2 separate regions of the Homo sapiens genome follow, and region 1 is linked to region 2. A link is a contact called in ENCODE Hi-C or POLR2A ChIA-PET data. All regions are on one chromosome and are shown on one strand. The core of a region is the stretch at or near the end of the contact, and the rest is flanking DNA. Distances in the headings are between cores, read along the strand shown. Region 1 has its middle 60 kb from the start of KIF5C. Region 2 overlaps EPC2 (enhancer of polycomb 2).

The links. A loop is a pair of places that touch in the nucleus more often than their neighbours do. ChIA-PET counts read pairs that join two places held with the same protein, here RNA polymerase II (POLR2A). Pooled maps may share reads with other maps.
Region 1: a map of endometrial microvascular endothelial cells shows a loop between it and region 2 (6-fold over the local background). The contact joins two enhancer-like sites. A Hi-C loop is called at or near these places in 2 of 168 maps with a recorded cell type or tissue (endometrial microvascular endothelial cells and sigmoid colon) and 7 of 50 pooled maps. POLR2A ChIA-PET finds 5 or more read pairs at or near these places in 1 of 52 experiments (H1).

What each region holds. Positions count from the first base shown.
Region 1 is chr2:148,812,043-148,817,700 of GRCh38, reverse strand. No RefSeq gene overlaps it. Among named protein-coding and RNA genes, the nearest start is that of KIF5C, 60 kb to the left of the region's middle. Within about 2 kb of position 2,743, at least 8 of the 41 ENCODE cell types and tissues checked have a DNase peak (open chromatin) inside an H3K27ac peak, as active enhancers do.
Region 2 is chr2:148,718,289-148,724,378 of GRCh38, reverse strand. All of the region lies in intron 2 of EPC2 (enhancer of polycomb 2), which reads right to left. Among named protein-coding and RNA genes, the nearest start is that of EPC2, 77 kb to the right of the region's middle. Within about 2 kb of position 3,743, at least 6 of the 41 ENCODE cell types and tissues checked have a DNase peak (open chromatin) inside an H3K27ac peak, as active enhancers do.

The DNA.
Region 1 (5,658 bases), core at 1,494-3,993, 94 kb before region 2:
CAGTTTGGCTCCAGAAGATTGCCCTGTCCCCCAGTGCAGAAAGAGTTAAATGACAGGCAGTCCGGGAGACCATCTCTCAGCATCATTTACAGGCTGTGCAAAGAGAAAGTGTGCCTGGCTGACGCAGTTCTCACTGTGCAGACTGGAGATGCTTTGGGTTTTAATTTAAGGAGCTCTTTAAAATCTTCTCTCTCCTCCACCCCCACTTTCCCAGGAGACATCATATCCAGACGTCAGCTCATAAAACCAGGTCCAATTTTGGAGGCTGCAGTGATCTGGGAACCATCCAATGTGTCCTTGCAGACAGGCAGTCACAACTCGGAAATGACGATTGCATAGAGGTTTCAATGTCGCATGCAAATAGCCTATCTCGCTGACAATTTTCAACTTGCTGTCATTTAATGATGCTTCCCCGCTCTCCAAGGAAAGCTGGCACCAAGTGGGGGAGGGGTTCCTGCTTTTCTTTTCAGTGCTCCACTCATACCACTGTGGCTTTCAGAAGCTGAGCTGGGAGTTCTGAAAAGCCAATATCTTTATCAAGTGGGAAAGGAGAGAGAGCCAGGCAGAGATAGGTTTCTCTAAAATAAGACCCTACTTGATTTTTCTCCCTGGGACATTTATAGCTCATAGCAATGAGCCCCAAAGATCCTTATTTGTCCTAGAATCAGAACCCTAGTCTCACTCAGCTGAGGGTAGGGGGAATTTAATGAGTATTTCTGTAGAGCTTTGAAAATTACCACCATCACTTCAGTGTCAAAAACACAGACAGCGGCCAGGCACGGTGGCTGATGCCTGTAATCCCAGCACTTTGGGAGACCAAGGAGGGTGGATCACCTGAGGTCAGGAGCTCGAGACCAGCCTGGCCAACATGGTGAAACCCTGTCTCTACTAAAAATACAAAAATTAACGGGGCGTGGTGGCAGGCACCTGTAATCCCAGCTACTCGGGAGACTGAGGCAGGAGAATCGCTTGAACCTGGGAGGCGGAGGTTGCAGTGAGCCGAGATCGTGCCATTGCACTCCAGCCTGGGGGACAAGAGTGAGACTTTGTCTCAAAAACAAACAAACAAAAAACAAACAAATGAAAAACAACACAGACGGCTAGGTATGGTGGCTCACACCTATAATCCCAGCACTTTGGGAGGCTAAGGCAGGAGGACGCTCAAAGCCAGTAGTAGCTCAAGACCAGCCTGGGCAACAAAGCAAGATCCTGTCTCGACGAAGAATTTTTAAAAATCAACCTGGTGAGATGGCACACCTGTAGTCTCAGCTACTTGGAAGCTGAAGTGGGAGGATCATTTGAGCCCAGGATGTGGAAGCTGCAGTGAGCTATGATTGTGCCACTGCTCCAGCGTGGGCGACAAAGCAAGAACCTGTCTCTAAAAAAAAATGTAAAAATGTTTAAAACCACAGCGTATATAGAACAATATTGGATATTTGTTCCTGGCCAACAAGCTTTCATTGAGCAATGTGTAAGAACTGCTGAGGGGGAACAAAATAATCCACCTCAGAACAGAATCTCTCCCCAGAAAGCTCAGGCACCATGCGTTGCAGAACAGAGAGGCTTGTTTCCGGAATGAAGACAGGGTTCAGGGGCACCTCGAGTAGCAGCTGAGGCCTGAAGCACTGCATCTAGAGCAGTGGTTTTCAAAGTATGGTCTCTGAGACAACAGCATCACCTGGGATGTAGTAAAAATGCAGATTCCCAGGGCTTGTCTCAGACTTTCTGAGTCAGAAACTTGGTGGGGTGCAGTGGGGGGGGTGGGGGGGGCAGTAATCTGCATTTTAACAAGTCCTCCAGGTGATTCTAATTCAATTTAAAGTTTGAGAACCATTGACGTAGTCTGGACTCCAGAAAATCATCTTGGAAATTTTGAGCCCTGCTGGATTACAGGCAGGAGGGCGGCAGGGAAGGACCCTGCTTTAAGCTATTGCAGTCATTTCCTCCCTAGTGTAAATGGGGATGGGAGTGGAGGTGGAGGGGGTGAAGGTGAGAACACCGGAGGCAGAGAGGCTGAGGAGGTAGAGGAGCACATCTTTTCTGCCTTCCCTGTGGAAGCAGGATCCACCCAGTGCAATGATAAAGCAGCTGCCTGAATAGGATCCTGCCCTCTGTTTCACAGGCATGGGGTCTGCAAATGCGTCTGGAAGGGTTACATGGTGGGATAGAGTTAGGTGAGATGGCCACAGGGAGGATCTCAGGATCAGTCCGGAGATCAACCCTAACTGGCTGCTGTGTACAACCTGCACAACAGTACATGGTAGCCCTGCTCAGGAAACAGGAGCTGAAATAAATAGAAGCTTCATCCTCAGAGCAAAGAAGAGATATGAAGGCGAATGCCAGGGTTGAGGGGGGCAGTAGATGAAAGAGAAGATGAGCTCCAGAACAAGGTGTTTTAAGGGATTTGTTCTGATCAGGTCTGGTAAGACACACAGACACCGAAATGACTCATTGTAATTGCCAAAGCCAATGCACTGAGAATAGCAGCGGTTTTTTTTTTTTGGTTTTTTTTTTTTTGTTTTTTTGCAGCAAATAAACAGTTTAATAATCACAGGGCCAGCCAAGTGGAAGAATGAGAGTTAGCTCTTAAATCCATCTCCCCAAGAATTTGGAGGCTAGAGTTTTTCAGGGATCATTTGGTGGGCAGGCAGCCAAGGAATGGGGAGTGCTGATTGGTAGGTTGGAGGCTGAAATCATGGGGGTCGAAGCTATCTTCTTGTGCTGAGTCCATTCCGGGGTGGGGGTCATAAGACCAGTCGAGCCAGTTCCATGGTATGGGTTACTGGTCCGGGTGGTGCCAGCTGGTCTATCAGAATGCAAGGTCTGAAAGGTACCTCAGATGCCAGTTTTAGTTTTTACAAAAGTGGTGTTCTCTATAGAAGCGTTTGGGGGAGGTTACAAATCTTGTGACCTCTGGCCACACAACTACTAAACCCCATTCTATCCTCGTTGCTAATTTTTTATTGGTTTTACAAAGGCAATTTTGGTCCCTGAGCAAGGTGGGGGTTAGTTTCAGGAAGGGGCAGTTATGATCTTTGTTTTAAAGTGAAACTATAAACTAAATTCCTCTCCTGTTTAGCTTGGCCTACACCCAGGAAGGAGCAAAGGCAGTTAGCTTGTGAGATTAGAAGCAAGACGGAGTCATTTGGGTCAGATTTTTCTCATTGCCATAATTTCTGTCAGATTTCTCTCATTGTCACAAATTTTACAAAGGCGATTTCATTATGAAGAAAGGTTTTTTGGTTGTTTTTGTTTGCTTGTTTGTTTGTTTTTGAGACAGGGTCTCACTTTGTCACCCAGGCTGGAGTGTAGTGACACAATCTCAGCTCACTGCAGCCTCCAGTTTCCTGGCCCAGGTGATCCTCCCACCTCCACCCCACCCAGTAGCTGGGACTACAGGCCTGTGCCACCACGCCTGGCTAATTTTTTTGTGTTTTTAGTAGAGAAGGGATTCACCATGTTGAAACCAGGTTCAAGACCACCAGACTGGTCTTGAACTCCTGAGCTCAAGTGATCCTCCTGCCTTGGCTTCCCAAAGTGCTGGGATTACAGACGTGAGCCACTGCACCTGGCTGAAGGAAGAAGTTTATTATACTCACAGATTCTCTAGAAACAGGAGACATGGCCCACCGCACCAGGGGACACAGGAGGAAGCCCCAGGCTGGGCAGGAGGAAGAGGGGGCCAGGAGAAAACGAGAGCAACAGTCTTTACCGTGGTTTCCAGGGGATGAGCGGGTGAGGCAAGGTAGGCGGACTCAAGGTTGGCTAGTCTGAATCATTTCCGCAGCCATGGGGGCTGCCCCTAGTGGTCTGGTACCGCTAGGGGAGTATGACAGCCCAATAGCGGAGGTGGCTGGGGTTTGGGGTTTGGGGCTCTGAATTGCTCGGTTTGCATTTGAAAGGCAGGTTGCCTCGTGAGTTGTTTACTGTATCTAGAAATTGACTAATCCCGGCAGGGGCACCCCCTCCAGGGTTTTGCTTCTCTACAGAAAACAAAAGGCATGGTTAATCTACAGGGATAATGAAGTAAGATTCTGCAAGCTCGCCTACTCAATTGACCTGACCACTTTGTTAACACCTGTACACACCTGTGCTGGCCAGCACAAGAGCCCCTAGTAACTTGGGGCTCTTGGACGCTTGAAATAGGGCCAGCATGACTGAGGAACTGAATTTTACATTTTTATTCCAGTCTTCTGTTAAATAGCCTTCCTAAGAGTCTAAAATATCTTATTTTTATATTGAAGACATGTTGAAATTATAATATTTTGAATATATTGTACAAAAATTAAATATACTATTAAAATTAATTTCATCTGTGTCTCTTTACTTTGTAAAATGTGGCTTCTAGAAAACCTAAAATGACATATGTGCTTGTATTATTTTTCACCAGACAGTGCTGGCCTATACTTAATAGTGATTGGAAGTAAAATCCTAAAACAACAACAATAAAAAGGTGGCTTTTTAAAATCAAGGAGCTCTAGCCGGGCACAGTGGCTCATGCCTGTAATCCCAGCACTTTGGGAGGCCGAGGCGGGCGGATCACCTGAGGTCAGGAGTTCGAGATCATCCTGACCAACATGGAGAAACCTCGTTTCTACTAAAAATACAAAATTATCTAGGCATGGTGGCGCGCGCCTGTCATCCCAGCTACTTGGGAGGCTGAGGCAGGAGAATCGCTTGAACCCGGGAAGTGGAGTTGCGGTGAGCTGAGATAGCACCATTGCACTCCAGCCTGGGCAACAAGAGCAAAACTCCATCTCAAAATAAAATAAAATTAAGGAGCACTTTAAAATCTGCTGTGAGACTTGTGTGCTTACAAAGCAGAGCACAGTCCACACCTTCCTCCTGTTGGAGGATGACATCCTTCTTGCTGGGGATTGGCACCCGCCCATCAGGATCTGGGAGACTCTGGGGTGGGCAGGAGAGGTTGACGAGGCTGAAAGCAAAAACTTTATGCTCAAGCAATTTCTTGAGAGAGAAATCTACCTCAGTTCCTGCAACCCAGCCACAGCCATGAAGCCCAGAAGCAATGTGTCTCATTTCTGGCTCTGCAGACCCCTGCTCCACACTCCTGACCCAGACTGACTGCTCCCAGGCAGAGACAAAGAACAGCAAAGAGTGCCAAGGGGCAGGCCCGGAGCGAGCATCTGCAGCGGCCTCGTGCCCTCTCCCCCGCATGTTCTTGTGTGGCTGCCAGCCCTGGGAAGTGTGTGTGATTCACAGACATCCTCAAGGTTAGACTTTTGGAGGCATTGTGGTTATAAATTAGTACAAGAGTTTTCTTGGCACAGGATCCAGGAGCCTGGCCCTGTGTCAGCTGCAGGAAAGCTTCTCAGCTAATTGGGGTGCTGGTGGGTGGGAGGAAGGGGGCAGAAGGGGCCAAGGCTCCGTTCCAAGGACAGAGACAAAGCTGTCACCAGGCTCGCTCATGAAAACCCTGGGGCTGTGCAGGGCAGGGGTGGGGGCATCAAGGCTAGAAGAGTGACCACCTCACAGAGCACCAGAGGAGGGGGTGCTACAGCGGGCAGCCACCTGCACCTGCACACTTTAGTCATCGGTGTGAGGAGCATTGATCTATGTGCAAACAGGATCCAAAATCCTAGGTCACATCCTGTAGTGAACTTGGGGTGAGACTTCTTGGTGGAGGGGCTCTCTTAA
Region 2 (6,090 bases), core at 2,494-4,993:
ATGATAAATGTTTGAGATGATGGACATGCTATTATCCTGATCTGGTCACTAACATTTATATGTACTACATCACAATGTAGCCCATAAATATGTACATTATATCTATTAAAAGCTGTAAAAGTTAAAAATTATAAAACAAAAATATTGAGAAAAATTTATTTTTAAAAAAATAAATGAATAAGTTATCTTAATCCTTAGGGAGCATACATATTCCAATAAAAATAAAGAAAGCATTTGAGGAACTGCTCTCTGAAACTGTCTTCAGAATAAGATTATAAATTGTATAAAAGAGTCCTACATTTTACAGTCAAAAACTTCTTTAAAACCAAAATAACATCTAAGTTATTGACCATACTTGGCTCTGAATGGGTTTTCTGAAATTAAAGTCCATTCTGTCAAAGACAAATATTACTACTGAAGACATTTTTAAAACACTAAAAATTCCACAAGAGATTTTTAAAGTTTTTATAGAACTCTAAGAATTAAAAAAACAAAGCTACAAATGCAAGCAGTGTTATCAATGTTAAACCCTCTAAAAAGTTATAAATCCAATTGTCTCAATCAGAAGAAATTTAAGTATATCAACCTCAAAAATTATGCAACCAATAAAAAATTACAAAGACGACGATATGGAAAAAAGTCTAAACATCGAGTGGAAAAAAAGCTGAAAACAAAATTGTAAGTAAGACTTCTGGTTTCCAGGTAGGCACGTAAGAAACTTAGAAGAAACTTAGAAGTTGCCACCCCATCTTAACAACATATAAAAGGCTGAACAAACTGAAAATAAACAACACTTAAATCTGTGAGGTCACAAGGCAAAAGCATCGCACCCAAAACTGGAGACAGAGGTGAATACACAGAATCACAACTTACGGGAACAGAAACCCACTAGCAGAAACCCTCCTGAAAACCAATGGGGGAGAGGGAGGGCTGGAAAACCTAAACTGTAATTGACTCAGTATGGCCAATTCTGAGAGATTAAAAATCCAGGCATCTCAGTCACTGGGAAGCCCTTACACCTTTGTGAGTATCACCTTTCAAGAACTCAACCATGTTCTCACAGTGAATACTTAGGGAAAAAATATCTTTGTGCTTCCAGAAAGGTAAGCATTTTGAAATGTGCCAGAGCATTCTGTTTTTAACAATGCCTGCAATCAAGAGAAACAATTTTATCAGAGTATAACCTGCTTTTTTTCTTAAACTTTTATTTTAGGTTCAGGGCCTCAATGTGTAGGTTATTAGGTAAATTGCATCTCATGGGGGTTTGATATACAGACTATTTTATCCCCCAGGTAATAAACATAGAACCCAATAGATAGTTTTTCGATCCTTTTCCTCCTTCCATCCTCCACCCTGAAGGAGGTCCCAGTGTCTCTTGTTCCCTTCTTTGTATCCATGTGTTCTCAATGTTTATTTAGGTCCCACTTATAAGTGAGAACATGCAGTATTCCGTTTTCTGTTCCTGTCTTAGTTTACTTAGGATAATGGCCTTAGCTCCATCCATGTTGCTGCAAAGGACATGATCTCGTTCTTTTATGACTATGTATATATGTATCGTGTATATGTACCACATTTTCTTTATCCAGTCTACTGTTGATAGGCATTTAGGTTGACTCCACGTCTTTGCTGCTGTGAATAGTGCTGCAATGAACATACATGTGGATGTGTCTTTATGGCAGAATGATTATAATTCTTTGGGTATATACCCAATAATGGGATTGCTGGGTTGAATGGTAATTCTGCTTTGAGTTCTTTGAGAAATCGCTACGCTGCTTCCACAATGGCTGAACTAATTTACATTCCTACCCGCAGTGCATGAGCATTCCCTCTTCTCTGCAACCTCACCAGCATCTGTTACTTTTTGACTTTTTAATAACAGCTTTTCTGACTGCTGTTAGATGCTACCTCATTGTGGTTTTGATTTCCATTTCTCTAATGATTAGTGATGCATTTTTTCATATGCTTGTTAGCTGTGTGAATGTCTTCTGTTGGGTTTTATCAAAGCCTATCAGACCTGGGGGAAGGAAAAAGATGAGTCCAGCTGCCTCTAGTCTTCCATGCAGGAGAAGAGAAATACCCAACTCCAGCCCCCTTTAGACAGCCTGTCCCACCCTAAGGGGGGAAAAACTGAGAAGCACTGGTGAAGTTCACAGTCCAGAGACACAGGCTCACCAAAAGACAGACCTCATCATGAAACTATCAAATCTCACCCCACAAAACACACCATAAAACCGCATCATTAAAGTCCTGTATTTCTGCAGTTCCCTTTACCCAGTTACATCATGTCCACCTTTCAAGAAAAATTATAAGACATACTAAGCAGCTAAGCAAACATCAGAATCAGAGTCAGATATGAAAAGAATGCTGTACTTTTCCAACCAGGAATTTCAGAAAACTATAAGGCTTTAATGGAAAAAACAGACAACATGCAAAAACAGATGAATAATATAAGAAGAGAGATGAGAATTCTGAAAAAAAAAAAAAAAAAGAAATCAAAACAGAAAAAGAAACAAAGATACAAATTACTATTTAATATAATAGAGATGCATCTGAAGGGCTCACTAGTAGACTGGACACAGCTGACAGAACAATCTTGGAGCCTGGTAATATGATATGACAATAGGAACTTCCAAGACTGAAAAGCAAGGCAAAAAAAAAAAAAAAAAGAATAAAACAGAATACTACTAAATGTATAAATATGCATAATGCAAATTCCAAGAAAGGAACACAAGCAACATGTGAAGCAACAATGACTGAGAATTTCTCCAAATTAATGTCAGGCATCAAACCACAGATTGAGGAAGCTCAAACACCACCAAGCAGGATAAAAGCCAAAACAAAAATAAACAAAACCACCCTATAGTTAGGCATATGATATTCAAACATCAGAAAATCAAAGGTAAAGAAAAAACCTTGAAAGAAGCCAAAGGGGAAAAAACACCTTAGCTACAAAGGAGCAAAGATAAGATCACATCAGATATTCCTCAGAAATCATGGAAGTAAGAACAGCATGGAGTGAAATATTTCATGTGTTGAGTTAAAAAAAAAAACCCAACAACCTACAAACCTAAAATTCTGCACTCTGTGAAAATACCCTTCAAAAGTGAAGGAGAAATAAAAACTTTCTCAGACAAATAAAAATTGAGGACTTTGTTGCCAGTAGACCTGCCTTATAAGAAATCTTAAAAGTAGTACTTTTGAGAGGAGGAAAATGATATAGGTTAGAAACTCAGATCTACATAAACATAGGAAGAGTACTGGGGAGAAAGGGTAAAATAAAAACTTTTATTTTCTTACTGTTAATTATCTAACAGACAACAGCTTGTTCAAAACAATAATAGGAACAATATATTCAATTATGAATGCTTATATACATAAGCAGTTTACTTACACATAGCATACAGACAGATATAGTCTTAATGAAGCAATTCTGGGGACAGGGCCAAGACAGCCGATTAGAAGCAGCTGCAGTCCGTGGCGCTCATGGAGAGGAACGAAAGCGGCGAGTGAATACTGCACTTTCAACTGAAATAATCCAGGTAGTCGCATTGAGACTTATCAGGGAAACAGCTCGACCCACGGGGAATGAGGAAAAGCAGGGTGGCGCGGCGGCCCACTTGGGAGCAACACAAGCCAAGGAAACCCCCATCCCCAGCCAAGGGAAGTGATGAGTGATTATGCGACCCAGGGAAACCACGCTTCTCCCATGGATCTTTGCAACCCGGGGATCAGGAGATCCCCTTATGAGTCCACGCCACCAGGGCCTTGGGGCCAACACACGGAGCTGCGTGGAGTCTCAGCAGAGCAGCTGCTCAGGCATGCACAGAGACCCAAGAGCTTTACATACTCCAGTACCGGGATCTCCAACAAACGTGTCTGCAACTCAGACAAGGCGGGAGGTCCACATATACCCCCCGAGAGGGGTTGGAATCCAGAAAGTTGAGCAGCCTTGTTCTGCAGGCCCACTTCCATGACACCTCACAAGATAAGACCCACTGGCTTGGAATTCCAAGCAGCCACCAGCAATAGGCTGTGGGGAGAGGCCAGCACCATCTCTGCTGTTTGGTCAACACAGCTGTTCCAGCCTGCAGACCCTGGAGAGTCCAAATGGTCCAGACGAGAAAGGGTCCCCCCAGTGGCACAACTCAGCAGCTTTGCCAGATATTGACCAGATTACTTCTTTAAGTGAAGCTCCAATCCATTCCTCTTCACTGAGTGGGACCTCCCAGCCAGGCCCTCCAGCCATGGCCTGACAGAGCTCTTACCTTTCTTATCTCTCCCTGGGACAAAGTGTCCAGGAGAGGGGAGGGCTGCTACCTGGGCAGAGGCAGTTCCCTACCATGACACAGCTGTTTTGTCAAGGCATGGCCAGACTGATTCTGTAATCAGGACCCCCAATCCACTCCTCCTTGTGGGGCGGGTCCTCCCAGCCAGAGCCTCTAGTCACCACCCATGTTCTATGGGCCGAAAGAGCTCCAATTTCTCCCTGGGATGGAGTGCCTGAAGAGTGGGGCAGGTTGCCACCTTGGCTGTTTGGGCTCCTCAGCCAGTTCAGCCAGTGGGGCTTGGAGAGCCCAGATCAAATGGTGGCTAAAGGGATCACCAACACAGCACAGCTGCTCTAACAAAAAGAGGCCAAACTGTTGCTTTAAGCGGGCCCCTGATCCCATTCCTCCTAACTGGGTGAAACCTCCCAACTGGGGTCTCCAACCACCCCCTACAGGCGTGTTCAGGTGGCAATAGGTCAGCACCCTCCTGGGATGGTGCTTCCAGAGGAAGGGGCAGGCTGCCATCTTTGCTGTTTTGCAGGCGTCACTGGTGATACCTCCAGGTACAGGAAGAACCAGAGCAACTGGGGTTTGGAGCGGACCTCCAGCAAACTGCAGCAGCCCTACAGAAGAGTGACCAGACTATGAAAAGAAAAACAAACAGAAAACGACAACAAAGAAAAACCACAAAATACCACCCAAAGGTCAGCAACCTCAAAGATCAAAGGTAGATAAGCCCACAAAGATGAGAAAGAATCAATGCAAAAACACTGAAAACTCAAAAAGCCAGAGTGTCCTTTTCCTCCAAATGACCACAACATCTCTCAAGCAAGGGCTCAGAACTGGGCTGACACTGAGATTGCTGAAATGACAGAAGTAGACTTCAGAAGGTGGTAACAACGAAGTTCACTGAGCTAAAGGAGCATGTTTTAACCCAATGCAAAGTAGCTAAGTATCATGTTAAAACTATACAGGAGCTGATAACCAGAATAGCCAGTTTAGAGAGGAAGATAAATGACCTGATGGAGTTAAAAAAACACAACACGAGAACTTCACAATGCAATCATAAATATTAATAGAAGAACAGGCCAAGCAGAGGAAAGAATCTTAGAGCTGGAAGACTGGCTTTCTGAATTAAGACAAGCAGACAATACTAGAGAAAAAAGAAGGAAATGGAATGAACAAAACTTCTGAGAAATATGGGATTATGTAAACAGACTGAATCTACGACTGACTGAGGTACCTGAAAGTGATGGGGAGTTGGAACCAAGTTGAAAAACATACTTCAGGATATCATTTAGGAGAACTTCCCCAACTTACCAAGACAGGCCAACATTCAAATTCAGGAAATACAGAGAACCCCAGTAAGATACTCCATGAGAAGAATCATCCCCAAAACACATAATCATCAGATTCTCCAAGATCAAGATGAAAGAAAAAATGCTCAGAGCAGCCAGAGAGAAGGGCCAGGTCACCTACAAGGGGAAGCCCATCAGACTAACAACAGACCTCTCAGTGGAAATCCTACAAACCAGAAGAGACTGCGGGTCAATATTCAACATTCTTAAAGAAAAGAATTTCCACCCCAGAATGTCATATTGGGCCAAACTAAGCTTCATAAGCAAAGGAAAAATAAGATCCTTTTCAGACAAGCAAATGCTGAGGGAATTCATCACCATCAGGCCTGCCTTGCAAGAGCTCCTGAAGGAAGCACTAAATATGGAAAGGAAAAACAGTTACCAGTTGCTACAAAAACACACTGAAGTACACAGATCAGTCCCTATGAAGCAAGCACATAAACAAGTCTGCAAAATAACCAGCT